Linked DNA regions of Homo sapiens: region 1 is linked to region 2. A link is a loop called in an ENCODE intact Hi-C map of the cell type or tissue named here. Cell type or tissue: heart left ventricle. All regions are shown on one strand.

What was found. Hi-C counts contacts between places; a loop is a spot of excess contacts. Peaks named below come from ENCODE experiments on the same cell type or tissue, not always from the same donor. Only the 100,000 strongest peaks of a DNase experiment are listed, where the experiment ranks them.
Region 1: it touches region 2 in a loop (4-fold over the local background); 27 of 110 quality-filtered maps call a loop at or near these places.

What each region holds. Positions count from the first base shown.
Region 1 is chr3:44,436,497-44,444,496 of GRCh38, reverse strand. It overlaps ZNF445 (zinc finger protein 445), which reads left to right. Exons shown (of 8, transcript NM_181489.6): 8 at 1-8,000. It also overlaps the pseudogene C3orf86P. Among named protein-coding and RNA genes, the nearest start is that of LINC01988, 13 kb to the right of the region's middle. RefSeq lists a silencer at 2,897-3,103. In heart left ventricle, no CTCF peak of the experiment used is centred here; a DNase peak (open chromatin) is centred at 4,666; H3K4me3 peaks cover 1,867 bases; H3K27ac peaks cover 2,727 bases.
Region 2 is chr3:44,319,171-44,327,170 of GRCh38, reverse strand. It overlaps TOPAZ1 (testis and ovary specific TOPAZ 1), which reads right to left. Exons shown (of 20, transcript NM_001145030.2): 17 at 5,980-6,144; 18 at 3,876-4,079. It overlaps LOC105377055 (a long non-coding RNA gene), which reads left to right. Exons shown (of 4, transcript XR_940782.4): 4 at 411-2,480. Among named protein-coding and RNA genes, the nearest start is that of TCAIM, 16 kb to the left of the region's middle. In heart left ventricle, a CTCF peak has its summit at 3,624 (motif pointing left); no DNase peak of the experiment used is centred here; H3K27ac peaks cover 937 bases.

The DNA of each region.
Region 1 (8,000 bases), 120 kb before region 2:
GATCTGGGTTCCAGGCATGGTGTGCCTTTTCTTGGCAGGATTGATCTTGAGCAAGTCAATGAACCTCTGCATCAATTTCCTTATGTGTGAAGTTAGAGTGCTTGGCTGTGCTACCTGATTCCTGAGATTGGTGAAAGAGGGCTTGGTTTACCAAGGCTCTCCATCAGGTGGTTGACCTCTAGGACCAGGGCCCTCTCAGAGGTGCAGCTTCCATGTCAGTTGGTGTTGTAACCATGGAAAAGTCCCTTTCCAATCAAACTTTTAGCACCCCTTTCCCCCCATCTCTGCTCCCTTTGCCACAGGATACCTTGTAAAGTTCCTGCCCCAGTATAGGGATATTTTTACTGTCTTTTTTATTTTTTGAGACAGGGTTGCCCAGGGTGGAGTGCAGTGGCAGGATCACAGCTTACTGCAGCCTTGACCTCCCAGGCTCAGGTCCCATCTGAGCCTCCCGAGTAGCTGGGGCTACAGGTGTGTGCCACCCTGCCAGCTAATTTTTTATATTTTTTTGTAGAGACAAAACTTTTATTTTTTTTTCCCATGTTGCTCATGCTGGTCTCAAACTCCTGGGCTCAAGCAATCCACCCACCTCTGCCTCCCAAAGTGCTGGGATTACAGGCGTGAGCCACTGTGCCTGACCTGTCATTTTTATAGAATGAAATGTGCTTATTTCTAAACATTCTAATCAAATTTTAAAATGTGCAAAGAATGAAGTGAAAAACTGAATTTTTTTTTTTTTTTGATACGGAGTCTCACTCTGTTACCCAGGCTAGAGTGCAGTGGCGCGATCTCCGCTCACTGCAAGCTCTGCCTCCTGGGCTCACACCATTCTCCTGCCTCAGCCTCCTCAGTAGCTGGGACTACAAGTGCCTGCCACCACGCCTGGGTTATTTTTTATATTTTTAGTAGAGACGGGGTTTCACTGTGTTAGCCAGGATGGTCTCGATCTCCAGGATGGTCTCGATCTCCAGGATGGTCTCGATCTCCTGACGTCGTGATCCACCCGCCTCGGCCTCCCAAAATGCTGGGATTACAGGTGTGAGCCACTGTGCCCGGCCAAAAGAACAGAAATTATTTTATCCTGAAGTAAGCTGTTTATATTTGGGATTATACTGAACCTATTTGTCCAATAACCTGAGTTTTCAAATAATTTTAGTTCTATAAGTACTATAATTATATAAATATTAATGAATTCAGATTAGCTGAAAGGAAAAAAAGTAGAAGCCTGACTACTTGGTGCTAACTACTAAAGATTTTGGCAGAATCAATGTTGGATTTGGCTTTCCTGTCCCTTCCCCATGCCAGCCCCCCAGAGTGTTCTGCCTTGTGCTGCCTCCCTTCACCTGGAGTGCCACACCCCTCTCTCTGCCAGTTCAGCTCTTCATTCTTCAAGGCCTGACCTTGTCTGACCCTTGTGCCTCTAAACCCGTGGCCCCACCTCTCTTGGTTCCTATGTCAGGTGATGTTTGTGTTTTTGGTTATGCCCATCTCCATAGCCAGACCAAGCACTCTGGAAGCCAGGGTTGGGTGCTTATTTATCTGTTTGCCATGCAGAAAATATCTTGCACAAAATTACCTCTGTTAAGGAATCTGAAGCTGAATTTAGTTTGGCTGAGTCAGGGTTGGGTTTTTTTTAAGGGGCTGTGGGGTGAAATGTTGACTGGAAGCCACCCACAAACACACACCTGCTGGTTAGGAACCCGGCTGTGGGTGGTTCTGAGCTGTTTGGCTTCAGTTGACAGTTTCTGATTGCCCTGAGCACCAGGTCTCATCTTGCATCTCATCCTGGCCTGGAGAACATTCAGTTTCCTTCCAACCCTTCCCACCTTTCCCCCACTCCCTTGGAGGAACTGAAGTTGGGGTTGAGGAGAGCCAGATGGCTGGAGTGGGTATTTGAAGGTCTTTCTGTCACCTGTTCAGTGTGGTCTGCCCCACCCCTGCTGACCAAGACTGACTGAAATGTAAAATAATACAGACCATCTCACACTCAGAAAGCTGGCACATTTTTGAAAGCCCAAGTGTGGGTAAGTGCGTGGAACAACGATAATTCACACTGCTTTATGAGTAGAAATTGTGAGAAATATTGTGCCAGGCAATTTGCAAAATCTTGGAAGGTTGTGTGCACTTAACCACCCAGCAACTACTCCTGGATGCATCCTAGAGAAGTGCCATGTGAACAGAGAATGATTTTAAGACTTCACTGAAGTATTGTTTAGGTAGCAAGATTGGGAAAAGCCTGCATTTCATCAGCAGAAGAATGGATAAATAAATGGGTTGTTTTTGGTCCTTGGAAAGTGAATATGAAAGAGTTACGTCTCAACACAGATAGATGAAAAATTATGCTGAGAAAGTTGGTGAAGCTACATACAAGGTACCCTTAGTGTAAAGTTAAGCATACTGTGTACCTGTGGGCACGTTACTTCAACTTGTTTTTCACTTTTTCTGTAAAATGGGATAGTAGTGGCAATCTCACAGGGTGATTGTGGGTGGGGGGGTGGTCAATGAAGTAATGCATGTAAAATGCTTAGAATAGTGTCTAGCATGTAAGCCTTGTGGACATATAGAAAGTGTTATTGTTTTGCACAGTAATCTATTTTCTGTGGATTCAAATAATATGAAATGAGTATAAAATCATGTATTGGAACGATGTGTGCAAGTCACCATTCTGCCTTCCTAAGGCAGGAGACCTGATGGATTTGGGGAGGGTACATGGGGCCTTCAGTTGTGTTTTCTTTGTTTTTTTCTAAAAATTGATGCAGAGGCATCACAATGTTAAGATTTTTACAGGGTAGTGTGGTGGGTACTTTTTAACTGTTTGCTTAAAGTGTTTCAAAGTAAAAATATTTCTTAAGCATAGTCTCTGACATCTTATGACTTTATAGAAATCCCTGCCAGGTACATGATGTTACTTAGAGTGAGCCACCTAATCTTTCAAGGCTTCCATTTCCTCACCTGCAAAAATTGGGAGTGTCAGAGGCGTTTGAACCAGAGTGACTCCATCTTGAATAGGGAACTGGGTAAAATAAGGCTGAGACCTACTGGGCTGCATTCCCAGGAGGTTAGGCATTCCAAGTCATGGGATGAGATAGGAGGTCAGCACAAGATACAGTCATAAAGACCTTGCCAATAAAACAGCATGTGGTAAAGAAGCCGGTCAAAACCAAGATGGCAATGAAAGTGACCTCTGGTTGTCCTCACTGCTGTAATTATACTGTAATTATAATGCATTAGCATGCTAACAGACACTCCCACCAGTGCCATGACAGTTTACAAACGCCATGGCAGGCCTGGCACGATGGCTCATGCCTGTAATCCCAGCACTTTGGGAGGCCAAGGCGGGCGGATTATGAGGTCAGGAGATTGAGACCAGCCTGGCCAACATGGTGAAACCCTGTCTCTACTAAAAAATACAAAAATTAGCTGGGCATGGTGGCACGTGCCTGTAATCCCAGCTACTTGAGAGGCTGAGGCAGGAGAATCTCTAGATCCCGGGAGTTGGAGGTTGCAGTGAGCCAAGATGGTGCCACTGCACTCCAGCCTGGGTGACAGAGCAAGACTCTGTCTCAAAAAAAAAAAAAAAAAATGCCATGGCAACATCAGGAAGTAACACTATATGGTCTAAAAAGGAGAGGAACCCTCAGTTCTGGTAATTGCTCACACCTTTCCCGGGAAACTTATGAATAATCTACCCCTTGTTTAGCATATAATCAATAAATAACCATAAAAATAGGCAACCAGCAGCCCTTGGGGCTACTCTTCCTATGGAGTAGCCATTCTGTATTTCTTTACTTTCTTAATATTAACTACTTTCACTTTGTGGACTCGCCCGAATTCTTTTCTTGAGCAAGGTCCAAGAACTCTCTCTTGGGGACTGGATCACGACCGCTTTCTGGTAACAGGAGCAATACAAATGGCTATTAGTAAACGAACGCTTAAGTAACTCTAGTACATCTATGATGAAATACCAGGCCACAGTTTTTTTAAAAATGAGGATGTTCTCTATATACTGACGCACAGTCACCAAGACATGCACTTTATAGGAAATTATAAGCTCCTCCTTGCCTAAATCTCCTTAATTTTGCTTAATAAATAACAAGTGAAGCCAGAAGCTGTAAACTCATAATTTTAATGAAGAAATGGGATCCAGAAGATGGAGATGTTTTTCATTCTACTTTATTAGATGAGGAAAAGGAGAGTAAATACTTGTATGCCAGCTACCACACCTTTTAAAGTTAATGTTAACCCTGCTAAGAACAGCAAGGAGATTTTATATCAGCCAGGTTTTAGTTGCCAGAAACCACACCAGTTATTTTAGCAAAGACCTTATAAAGAAGTGTACTATATTTAAGTAGCTAAAAAGGCAAGAAGAAAATGCCAAGGTGTCTTGGAGGTAGCAACTGCTAAGCAGCTGCCACCCCAGGACTGGGGGAGCTAGAATAGAGTCTCCCCATGTTTGACGTTTGTCTGCTAATAGCATTCAAGCTCTCCCCCTCAGTTTGCCTGGATCTGGACAAGCTGATAAGAAAGCCCAGCCACTTCCTCTTTGCGTCAGAGGGGAAGTTCAAACTGTGCAAACCCTGACTGTCAAATGCACTGAGCTCTCATAACCACAACAAAAACCAGAGCCACTTGTTCGTCCTTTCACTGAAGCCCAACAGACTGGCGTGGGTGCCCGCTTTGCTTTCCCTAGAAGGCCTCATGTGAGTAGTAAACTTTTTCATAACCTCTTGGTGTCTGCAGTGTCATCAGTTTCAACATCCGAACCAGTTTTGAGTGATGGTAGTTTATTGATCCCACCTCATGTGGAGCAAAGTGCAAAGCAGGAACAAAGAGACGTGGCTAGAATTGTTGAAAGGTGGGAGATTGGAAGAGGGACCTTGTGGAGCTGAACTCAGACCTATGGTGGAGGAGTGGACTGCTGGGCTGACATAGTGTCTGTGCTCAGGGAGGGGCCCTGTGGCCTTTGGATCTGTGCTTCTGTGGAGAGGTCCCAGCTACTAATGCTGGGGCAGGGAGCAGAAGGGAGGGTCACAATGAGACTTTGAGTGTTAGTTAACCACCTTTTGCCTGAAGAACATGTAATGGCCTTCCCTGAGGTATATGTCTTCCAAAAGTCCGCTGACGTTGCTCATGACCTATGGTCACCACTGCTTTTTGCGTTTTGCTTTTTTTTTTTTTTTTTTTTTGAGACAAGGTCTCACCCTGTCACCCAGGCTGGAGTGCAGTGGCACGATCTCAGCTCACTGCAACCTCCACTTTCCCAGGCTCAAGCGATTCTCCAGCCTCAGCCTCCTGACTAGCTGGGACTACAAGCGTGCACCACCACACCCAGCTAATTTTTGTATTTTTGTAGAGACAAGGTTTGGCCATGTTGCCCAAGCTGGTCTTGAACTCCTGACCTCAAGTGACCCACCTGCCTCAGCTTGCCAAAGTGCTGGGATTACAGGTGTGAGCCACCATGCCTGGAGTCCTTGTTTTTTTTTTTTTTATACTTTTAGGGTACATGTGCACAATGTGCAGGTTAGTTACATATGTATACATGTGCCATGCTGGTGCGCTGCACCCACTAACTCATCATCTAGCATTAGGTATATCTCCCAATGCTATCCCTCCCCCCCTCCCCCCACCCCACAACAGTCCCCAGAGTGTGATGTTCCCCTTCCTGTGTCCATGTTTTCTCATTGTTCAATTCCCACCTATGAGTGAGAATATGCGGTGTTTGGTTTTTTGTTCTTGCGATAGTTTACTGAGAATGATTATTTCCACCTTCATCCATGTCCCTACAAAGGACATGAACTCATCATTTTTTATGGCTGCATAGTATTCCATGGTGTATGTGTGCCACATTTTCTTAATCCAGTCTATCATTGCCTGGAGTCCTTTTAAAAAAATTATTTTTTTGGCCAGGCACGGTGGCTCACACCTGTAATCCCAGCACTTTGGGAGGCTGAGGCGGGCAGATCACGAGGTCAAGAGATCGAGACCATGCTGGCTAACGCGGTGAAACCCCGTCTCTAGTAAAAATACAAAAAATTAACCGGGCGTGGCAGCGGGCGCCTGTAGTCCCAGCTACTCGGGAGGCTGAGGCGGGCAGATCACGAGATCAGGAGATTGAGACCAGCCAGCCTGGCCAATATGGTGAAACCCCATCTCTATTAAAAATACAAAAATTAGCCGGGTGTGGTGGTGTGTGCCTGTAATCCTAGCTACTGGGGAGGCTGAGGCAGGAGAATCACTTGAACCCAGGAGGTGGAAGTTGCAGTGAGCCGAGATCGCACAACTGCACTCCAGCCTGGGCGACAGAGTGAAACTTTGTCTCAATTAAAAAAAAAAAAAAGTGAAGTGCAAAATGTGACTGAGGAGATACAGTACTCTCCAAATTGCATAATTTTGCCAATTTTTATAGAAACCTGGGGAATCTGTAGAGATAGCGTCAGAAGCATTGGAACGAGAGCAACTCCATGTTGAATAGGGGCTGGGTAAAAGTGTCAGAGGTATTTGAACCAGAGCGACTCCATTTTGAGTGAGGGCTGGGAAAATGAGGCTGAGACTTACTGGCCTGCATTCTCAGAAAGTTAGGCATTCCTACCCTCTAGGATTGAATTGGGACCCCTTTCCTGTAACATATTTCTGGTGACCACAGAAGGGACTATAGTGCAGAAACGTTGACCCAACGGCTACCTTTGCGTAAGTGTTGGGGTCCTGTAACATATTTCTGGCAAACCACAGAAAGGATGATACTGAAGAAATCCCCCCAACCCCAAAGAAATAGACTGCAGCACTGATTGGACGACTTTGGGTAAGTGATGGGGTACCCGAGTAACAAATGGGATTGGGTTAGAGGCCCAACTTAGGGGAGTTGGAGTTTCTCCTAAGACAGAGTGAGTTAGAGGCCCCTCTTAATAAAAGGCAAGGACACTTGACTGACCTCAGGTTAGAGGTTACTCCATCCTACTCTATGGAGTAGCTGTCCTTTCACCACTTTACTTTCTTAATAAACTTGTTTTTGCTTTGCACTGCGGACTTGCCCTGAATCCTTTCTTGCACGAGATCCAAGAACTCTCTTAAGAGTCTGGATCGGGACCCCTTTCCTGTAACAAAATGAGGCTGAGACCTACTGGGCTGCATTCCCAGACGGTTAAGGCATTCTAAGTCACGGGATGAGATAGGAGATTGGCACAAGATCCAGGCCACAAAGACCTTGCTGATAAAGCAGGTTGCAGTAAAGAAGCCAGCTAAAACCCACCAAAACCAAGACGGTGATGAGAATGACCTCTGGTCATCCTCACTGCTACCCTCCCACCAGTGCCATGACAGTTTACAGTTGCCATGGCAACATCAGGAAGTTACCCTATATGGCCTGGAGAGGGGAGGCATGAATAATCCACCCCTTGTTTAGCATATCATCAAGAAACCATAAAATAGACAACCAGCAGCCCTCGGGGCTGCTCTGTCTATGGAGTAGCCATTCTTTTATTCCTTTACTTAATAAACTTGCTTTCTCTTTACGGACTCGCCCTGAATTCTTTCTTGTGCGAGATCCAAGAACCCTCTCTTGGGGTCTGGATTGGGAACCTTTTGCGGTAACAAGGGTGCAGGATCATCGTGGAAGGAATATAAAGTCAGATCAAGCTGAATTATTCGATATGGGATAATTAAGCAGAGATTTGTGGTTCATTGTTTTAACTTGAGAAGCTGAGAATGGCTGTCTTCATTTGCTTTGAGTTGTTGAGATATGGACTCACTGTAATCCCAGCTTGGGAGGCTGAGGTGGGAGGATTGCTTGAGGCCAGGAGTTTGAGACTGGCTTGGGCAATATAGTGAGAACTCATCTCCAAAAGAAAAAAAAAACACGAATGCAAACATAACCTGCACTGAATGAGTTGAAATGCGAGAACTTCGTTGGTATACTGTAGAGGAAGATATGTAAATGCTTAAGGAGATAAAAATGCTTGAGTATTTATCATGTAAATACCTGCTCACCCACCCAGGGAGGGTCC
Region 2 (8,000 bases):
CTTGACAAAATGCTACCTTTGAAATTAGGTACAATTACTTCCATGTTATAGACGAGGGGCTTTTGGTAAGCACTCAGGCTCTCTAAGCTTGCATGGGGTGCCCACTTTCTGGCTCCAGATTTTGGATTCCTAACCACTAGGTATTCCCACCTCCCTAGGTCACTGCCAGGAGCAACAAACTGTTAACTCATTAACTTTACTAGTTTTTGGTAGGTATAATTTACATGCATTCTTATTTAACTTTTCTTACCAGAATTAAAAAGCAGAAAATAAAAAATTAACTAGAAATCTACTAATACGATTTTTTTTTTCACTCAAAATGAAACGTGAGAAGAAAAATACTCACATTTGATTTTGGGGAGAAAGTAATGGAAAGATACACTAATAACATCTCTCTCTTGACTTCTCAGTTCTGAGAGAAAAGCAGTATTTTTAGGACAAAGGAGAACAAATCAGGAGCGTGAGAAAGGAAACTCTGCTGTCCCTGGACAACCTCCTCCTGATTAGTCTGGCATGAAAGCAAGGGAAAGCCATCAAGAAAGTAACAGAAAACTCACAGGATGGACAAAATATTTGTAATTCATATATCTGACAAGGGATTTGTATCCAGAGTGTATATAAATGCATATGTACATGTGTATGTATGTATGAATACTCTTACAACCAAAAAAACCCAATCAAAAAAAAAGGGCAAAAGATTTAATAGGCATTCTCAAAAGAAAATATACGAATGACCAATAACTGTATGAAAAGGTCCTCAACATCATTAGTTATTAGGGATATGAAAACCAAAACTGTAATGATACATTACTTAACACCCACTAGGAGGAAAGCTAAAATAAAAAACACAGTAACAAGTGTTGGTGAAGATATAAAGAAACAGGAAATCCCGTACACGGCTGGTGGGAATATAAATATAAAATGATGCAGCTTCTTCAGGAAACAGTTTGGCAGTTTGGCAAAAAGCTAAATATAGATTTACTGTATGAGTCAGCAATTCTCCCAAGAGAAATGAATGCATATATACACATAAAAACTTATGTGAATATTCAAAGTAGCACTATTCACAATAGCCAAAAAGTGAAAACAACTCAAATGTCCATCAACCAATGAATAAACAGATTCCATTTTATAGAATATTGTTTAGCAATAAAAAGGAACAAAGTATTGATACATGCTACAACACTGAAATTTGAAAACACTAGGCTAAGTATAAGAAGCCAGTCATGGCTGGGTGCAGTGGCTCACGCATGTAATCGCAGCATTTTGGGAGGCCGAGGTGGATGGATGACCTGAGGCTGGGAGTTCAAGACCAGCCTGGCTAACATGGTGAAACCCCATCTCTACTAAAAATACAAAATTAGCTGCGCATGGTGATATGTGCCTGTAATCCCAGCTACTCAGGAGGCTGAGGCAGGAGAATCACTTGAACCTGGGAGGTGGAGGTTGCAGTGAGCCGAGATTGCGCCACTGTACTCCAGCCTAGGTGACAGAGGGAGACTCCGTCTCCAAGAAAAAAAAAAAAAAGCCAGTCACTAAAACACATGTATTAAATGATTCCATTTATGTGATCTGTCTAGAATGGGCAAATTCATGGAGACAGAGAATAAATTAGTTGTTGCCTAGGACTAGGGTGGAAGAGGAGACAACCAGGGAATGGAGAATAAATGCTAATGTGTACAAGGTTTCTTTTTCTGGAGGTGTTGAAGATGTTCTAAACTTAAATGGTGGTGATGGCTGCATGACTCTGTGACTATACCAAAAATGAATGCATTATATACTTTAAGTGAACTAATTTCATGATATGTGAAATTATCTCAATAAAGCCATAAAAATATTAAAACAAAAAAAGTTTAAAAAAAGTCAAAACAAAGGCACTGGCACCAAGTCTTAACAGTGCCTTGAAGAAAGTCAGCGTTAAGTCCCAAATAAAGTACTACTAGACACGATTATATACCATTGAAAGGCTCTTCTTGCAAGGGTTAAGCTATGTCTGAAAATAAATCCAAAAGGAGTTCCAATATAATTTTAATGTCAATGTTGTTAGAAAATGAGATGTTTTGAAGACTGATCAGTGGCTATAAATTACTCACTTGGCTGTAAATTACTCATTTTTATTCATGGTTTTATAATTCAAGTACATTCCTTAAAAAACAAAAATACTCTTTATCCCGTAACCTCACTTGCATAAGTCTCAGAAGTTACACTGCATATGAAATAAGGAATATGTGATTAGATAAAAGGAAAAGTTCCAATAACAAAGGTACTGTATTGTACACAGGCATTAATTGCTTTAACACACTGCTAAAAAAATCTTTAAAAGTAATTCTTACTAGGGCTGAATTGATTTGGAGGAATGAGGAGTGACTGCTAATGCATATGAGGTTTCTTTCTGGTATGAATAAAATATTCTAAAGTTGATTATGGTGATGGTTACACAACTCTGTAGATATAGTAAAACCACTGACTTGTATACTTTAAATGGGTGACTTGTATGGCATTTGAATTATACTTCTATAAAGTTGTTAAAAATTTTTAAAGTAAATGATTAAGTCTAGATGCTTTAATATAAAATTTTATTTCCAACTAAAAAATAGAAATATTTATAAAAATCTCATTTAAATGTCTGAGCTTATATTTGTTCCTGTGGCATATAAACACCTTTTGATGGCATCTCCCCCCAGTTGCACAGTTATATGAAATTATTCCCATTAACTTCAATTCTAGAAACTAAAATCACACACACACATATATGTGTGTGTGTATGGTTTCTAGAAGTCTGAAGGTAAATAGTATAAAGAGTTGAAACATAACCACACAATTGAAATTAGGTGTTATGAACAAACAATTCTATCTTTCCTCTAAATTTCTGATCACCCTTTTTAAGAAAACTCAGCTTTCAAAACTTCTTTTGATTATAACCTACAAGAAACACATTTTGCATAATGACCCAGTATACATACGTGCATATATGCAACTGAAATGAAAATTTTATCAAATAATTAAACTTACTACCTGTAATGTACCCTAGTATTTTCTTTCCCATTTTGTTGGGGAAAAAAAGTTACCACCTGCTGCATTGATCACAGCTGGCCACCTGAAAAACACTTCCAGCTCAGGTAGTAGTGGCTAGGATATTTGACACATTTGGTACGGGGTGACACAGAGTAGGCACTCAAATATTTGTTATATACATGATAGTGGTAGAAATGGTAGCTGAAGACAAATTACTGCATGAAGGCAGAAAAAACAATGCTTTTCTAGATCTAGAACGTACATGGAATTACTTTCTAATTAAAATACCTGCGAGGTGGCTTGGACTAGAGAAAGCACTAGTTTTCCAGGCTTATTTGTTAGAGAACAACAGCTGTAAGTAGATTAACAAAGTTCTATTACTAAAAGCCATGTGAAAAACATATACTATGTTGCATTGTTATGACAGCCTTTATGCTTCTGATGTGACCTGCTATTGAATATTTTTAGTTATAACAATTAGGGATATAGCAGAGATAAATAAAAACAGATCTTCTTTAAACTTCATTCTACCCACTTGTTTTATGCTTGCATTATTTATAAGATATGCCAAACTGGTTCTATCCTGTCATTTGTTCCCTTTGCTCGCCCTCTAGCGGACAGGCTACTGTGCAAGAAATAAAGATTGGAAATTGCAAACATTGGAAATAAGGAAAGCAACTGGAAACAGAAGAGAAACAATAGGTTTCAAAAGAGAGCACAGATCTGTTGAGACCACTACATTTGAATATGTATTACTGCTCTTTTAATACATATAAATATCTAATCTTATATATTATAAATTCTGGGTTAGAGAATACAATTATAAACCAATATATTAAAACATTTTAAATGTAACTTACTTTTGTAGTGGGCTCTGGCTTTGAGCCATAAACGACTCCTTCCTAAAGAAGTAATTAATCTTCTGAGAAAGGAAAAATCAATAGGGATGCTCTTTGAAATCATGAATTCTGCCACAGAGGATGACATACCAAGACTACTGCTTTCTATACAGGAACCTAGAAGCTTATTAAAAAGAAGGCTATATTGTGAGACTTCCACAGTTTCTGGAATAAAAAAAATGATATAATAAAATTCATTTATATTAAAGTGTCTCAAACCTCCATCTCATACTCCTTTTTCTTTCTCCTCCCCTTCACCCTTTCTTACCCATTATAGGACTCACAGTCACTAAAATGCAATCATTTTATATATTCTCTTTATTTTTCTTCTCCTTTTTTGAGACAGGGTCTCACTCTGTCAGCCAGGCTGGAGTGCAGTGGCATGATCTTGGCTCACTGCAACCTTCACCTCCTGGGCTCAAGTCATCCTCTCGCCTCAGCCTCCTAAGTAGCTTGGACTACAGGTCCACCAGGCCTGGCTAATTTTTATGTTTTTTTGCAGAGGCAGGGTTTCACCATGTTGCCCAGACTAGTTTCGAATTCCTGGGCTCATCTATGGCCATACCACCCTGAACACGCCCATATCGTCTGATCTCAAATTCCTGGGCTCAAGTGAACTGCCTGCCTCAGCCTCCCAAAGTGCTGGGATTACAGGCATGAGCCACCGCGCCCAACCTATCTTACATATTCTCTAAGTCAGAAACGAAAAAGCATTTGACAAAAGAAAAACCATTAACTTCCTTTGCAATAGAGAAGATAAAAAGAAGCTTGACAAAAATTTCAGAGGATGCATTAAGACCTCTGTATTTGATTCCCACATGTAACTGTGTATCTGTAGTGTCTTGAATAATTTCTCAATTCTGTTTGTATTATATCTACAGTTCAGACCTTAGCCTTATATATCCCTTGACTAAAAACAAATCATCCCCTAATAAATATTTACTGCCAAATTTAAAACAATCCTTTAATGGATTTTCTATTCCTTCAGTTATTCTTAGAAGAAAGAGAAGTCATCTTAGAGACTTCTCTTTTATTCCCTATATTCAGTCAGTTGGGTCTGTGAGCTAGACTGTAGTTCCTTACTGCTTTAGAATCTTTTAGTTATCCAGGACTTATCAGGAAATTAATCTCTCTACTTTTAGTCTTTTCCTAAACACTACTGCCAGAGGAACTTTCCTGAAACACCAATTTCATTATATCACTCCCTAGACCCAAAACTCTAGTGATCCCTTTTTATACACAGAGAAGAAAATTCCTTTAGCCTGACATTTAGGGTCTTCCAAAATCTGGCACAACTATCTGTCCAATCTCCCTATTACTACTTTGTTTCATTACCAACTAATTGTATATTAAGAGATTGCTAGATAGCAGCCATTGGGCCAGGAATACCAAGGTAAAGAAAATAGTACCATCCTGATTGAGCTCACTTTGTATAAGGAGAAACAGATAAGAATGCTCATTACAATACAGGAGCACAGTGGAATTAAGTGGAAAAATGAAAATTTATAGATAGTACGATGAAAGTACTGAGGGGAGGCCCTCAGGTTAACGTTTTCGTCATCCTCTGAACCTATCACATAGCTCATTCTTGACCCAAAGCTTTTGCTCATGGACACCCAACATTCAAGAGTACTGACTACCATTTCCCACATTGGCGTTTGAACTTGGCATCTGTTTCACTTCCTCCATTTCTTTCAAGTTTACCTGTGTTCCTAGGTAATGTAAACTAAGTTCTGTATTTATTCAGTGATAAGAGAAAAAGCTTGCTCAGGGCATTTAAACATATTGTTTGCTGATGACTTGACAGAAGTAGGGAAAAGGGAATGATAAAAATGCTTGTCTTAGGAACTGCTGACAAACAACCCAAAGATAAGCATCTCAGATTTTTTTAAACCATCAGGAAAGTATATTCAATTTGCAGAGAACATATTTTACAGAAAACTACTTCATTAAAAAATATGCTGGAATATAAAACTCAATCAAAACAGGTGGATAACTATTTCTTATTAACAGTTAAACACCAGATGGGCAAGAGATAATTAAGATAGACTTTTAAAAAACATACCTTGGGAATTTTGAAAACCTGGTAGATTCTGCAAAACTTCAAATGTCTGTCTATAAAGGCTCTTGGCTAAGATTTCATGTGCAATTGTACAGAGTAAATTATGTCGATTAAGCACATCCAGTCTATCACAAGGCCACAGAGGCGTATTGATTATCCACTCTGACTCTTCCAAAAAGAAAAAAATATGAATAGTTTATACCATGAAAATGACACTTAACAGTATAATCACAACTAATGTTTCAATATATCTTTTGAAGAAACAGGCAAAACTTAAACATATGTACTCAGAGAAGATAACCATGGCTCAAATTTATTAGAAATAACTTATATAGTGATGATCATCATCTGAAGAAGATGCAAACAAATGGCCACTTTGTTATATTTATTTTTAATTAATTCTTCATCTAAGTGTACTAGTCAATTACTAATTTTAAATGTTTATTTTTATATAAAAAAGTTCAGATTATCACAAATATTTGCTTTAACATAAAATATTATTTATGTGGACAAGTTTAACAATTTCACAATAAATAATTTAATTAGTTTTTGGTATTACTGGGGAATAGCTTTTCTTTTCTTTTCTTTTTTTGAGATGGAGTCTCACTCTGTCACCCAGGCTGGAGTGCAGTGCAGTGGCGCAATCTTGGCTCACTGCAACCTCCGCCTCCCGGGTTCAAGTGATTCTCCTGCCTCAGCCTCCTGAGTAGCTGGGACTACAGGCGCGTGCCACCACACCTGGCTAAATTTTTTGTATGTTAAGTAGAGACGGAGTTTCGCTGTGTCAGCCAGGACAGTCTCGATCTCTTGACCTTGTGATTGGCCCACCTTGGCCTCCCAAAGTGCTGGGATTACAGGCATGAGCCACTGCGCCCGACCAGCGAATAGCTTTTCTTAACACTTTCTATTTTAAAAACAATTTCTATTATGAAATCGTTGTTGTATACAGAAGAATAATATATGTTATAAAAGCATAATAATAAAATTAACTCCTGTGTACCCATCACACCCACCTACGACCCTCAAACCAACAGACCTCAGACCCTCTTTAAAAAAAGAGAATATTACCTATAATGCTGAAGTTCCTTAATTTCTGCTCTGATTTTCACATTGAGAAAAACAATGGGAGACTGTAGTACAGAACACTGAGGTACTAAAATGTTAGAAATGTCAATATTTTATCATTTACCTAATTTACTCAATCATTATACACATAGTGAAACATTACTATATGTAACATTCAAATCATATTTTGGTGCTCTTTTTCAACTGAACTAAATGTAGAAGTAATCCTTTTATTTTGTGGCCTTCCTAGCACAGTGAATATAAAAAGTATTGAAGAAAAAGTTGATAATTCAAATATATCATGACAAAAGAAAGCTTTTAGTATCCAGTATAAAGCTTTAAAAAGGAGCTTTTCAATTACTAGAGCCCATGTGATTGACTGATTGACCTAACAGAGTTATACTATGTGTTAGGAATGTTCTAAGTGCTTTAAGAATATTAACTCATTTAGACAGATACTTTCATTAATTTGCTTCTACATTTGCTGACATTTTAATATAGAGAGAAATGTAAATGAATTTAATATCTTCAAAGACTGTATGATCATCTGTTAAACATAATTCCCATTAAAAGTAAAACTGTTCGTTCACCATTCCTTATAAAGTGAATTTTACTTTGATTGAATAAGTTCAATTATTTTTTATCTGTTAGATATATCCCATGTACAAAAAGTAGATTATATAAACCTTTTCTCATAAAAATTGCATCATTTTTCTTTAATACTTATTCTTTATATTTAAGGTAGGGTAATGGTCACATTTTTTGGAAAGTATATATGGTATTTTAGGAGATTCATTTAAAATTTTTATCAAACTGTTTAGGTATATAAAAAAATCTGACCTAGCATGCTCTCTCCCCACATCATCTCCCTGTCTGGGTTTTTGTTTTTTTCTGTGTTGCCATCTTTTTTAAAAACCTGTTCAGTGTTGCCAATCAACCAACGGTCTGTGAGGGGCAGC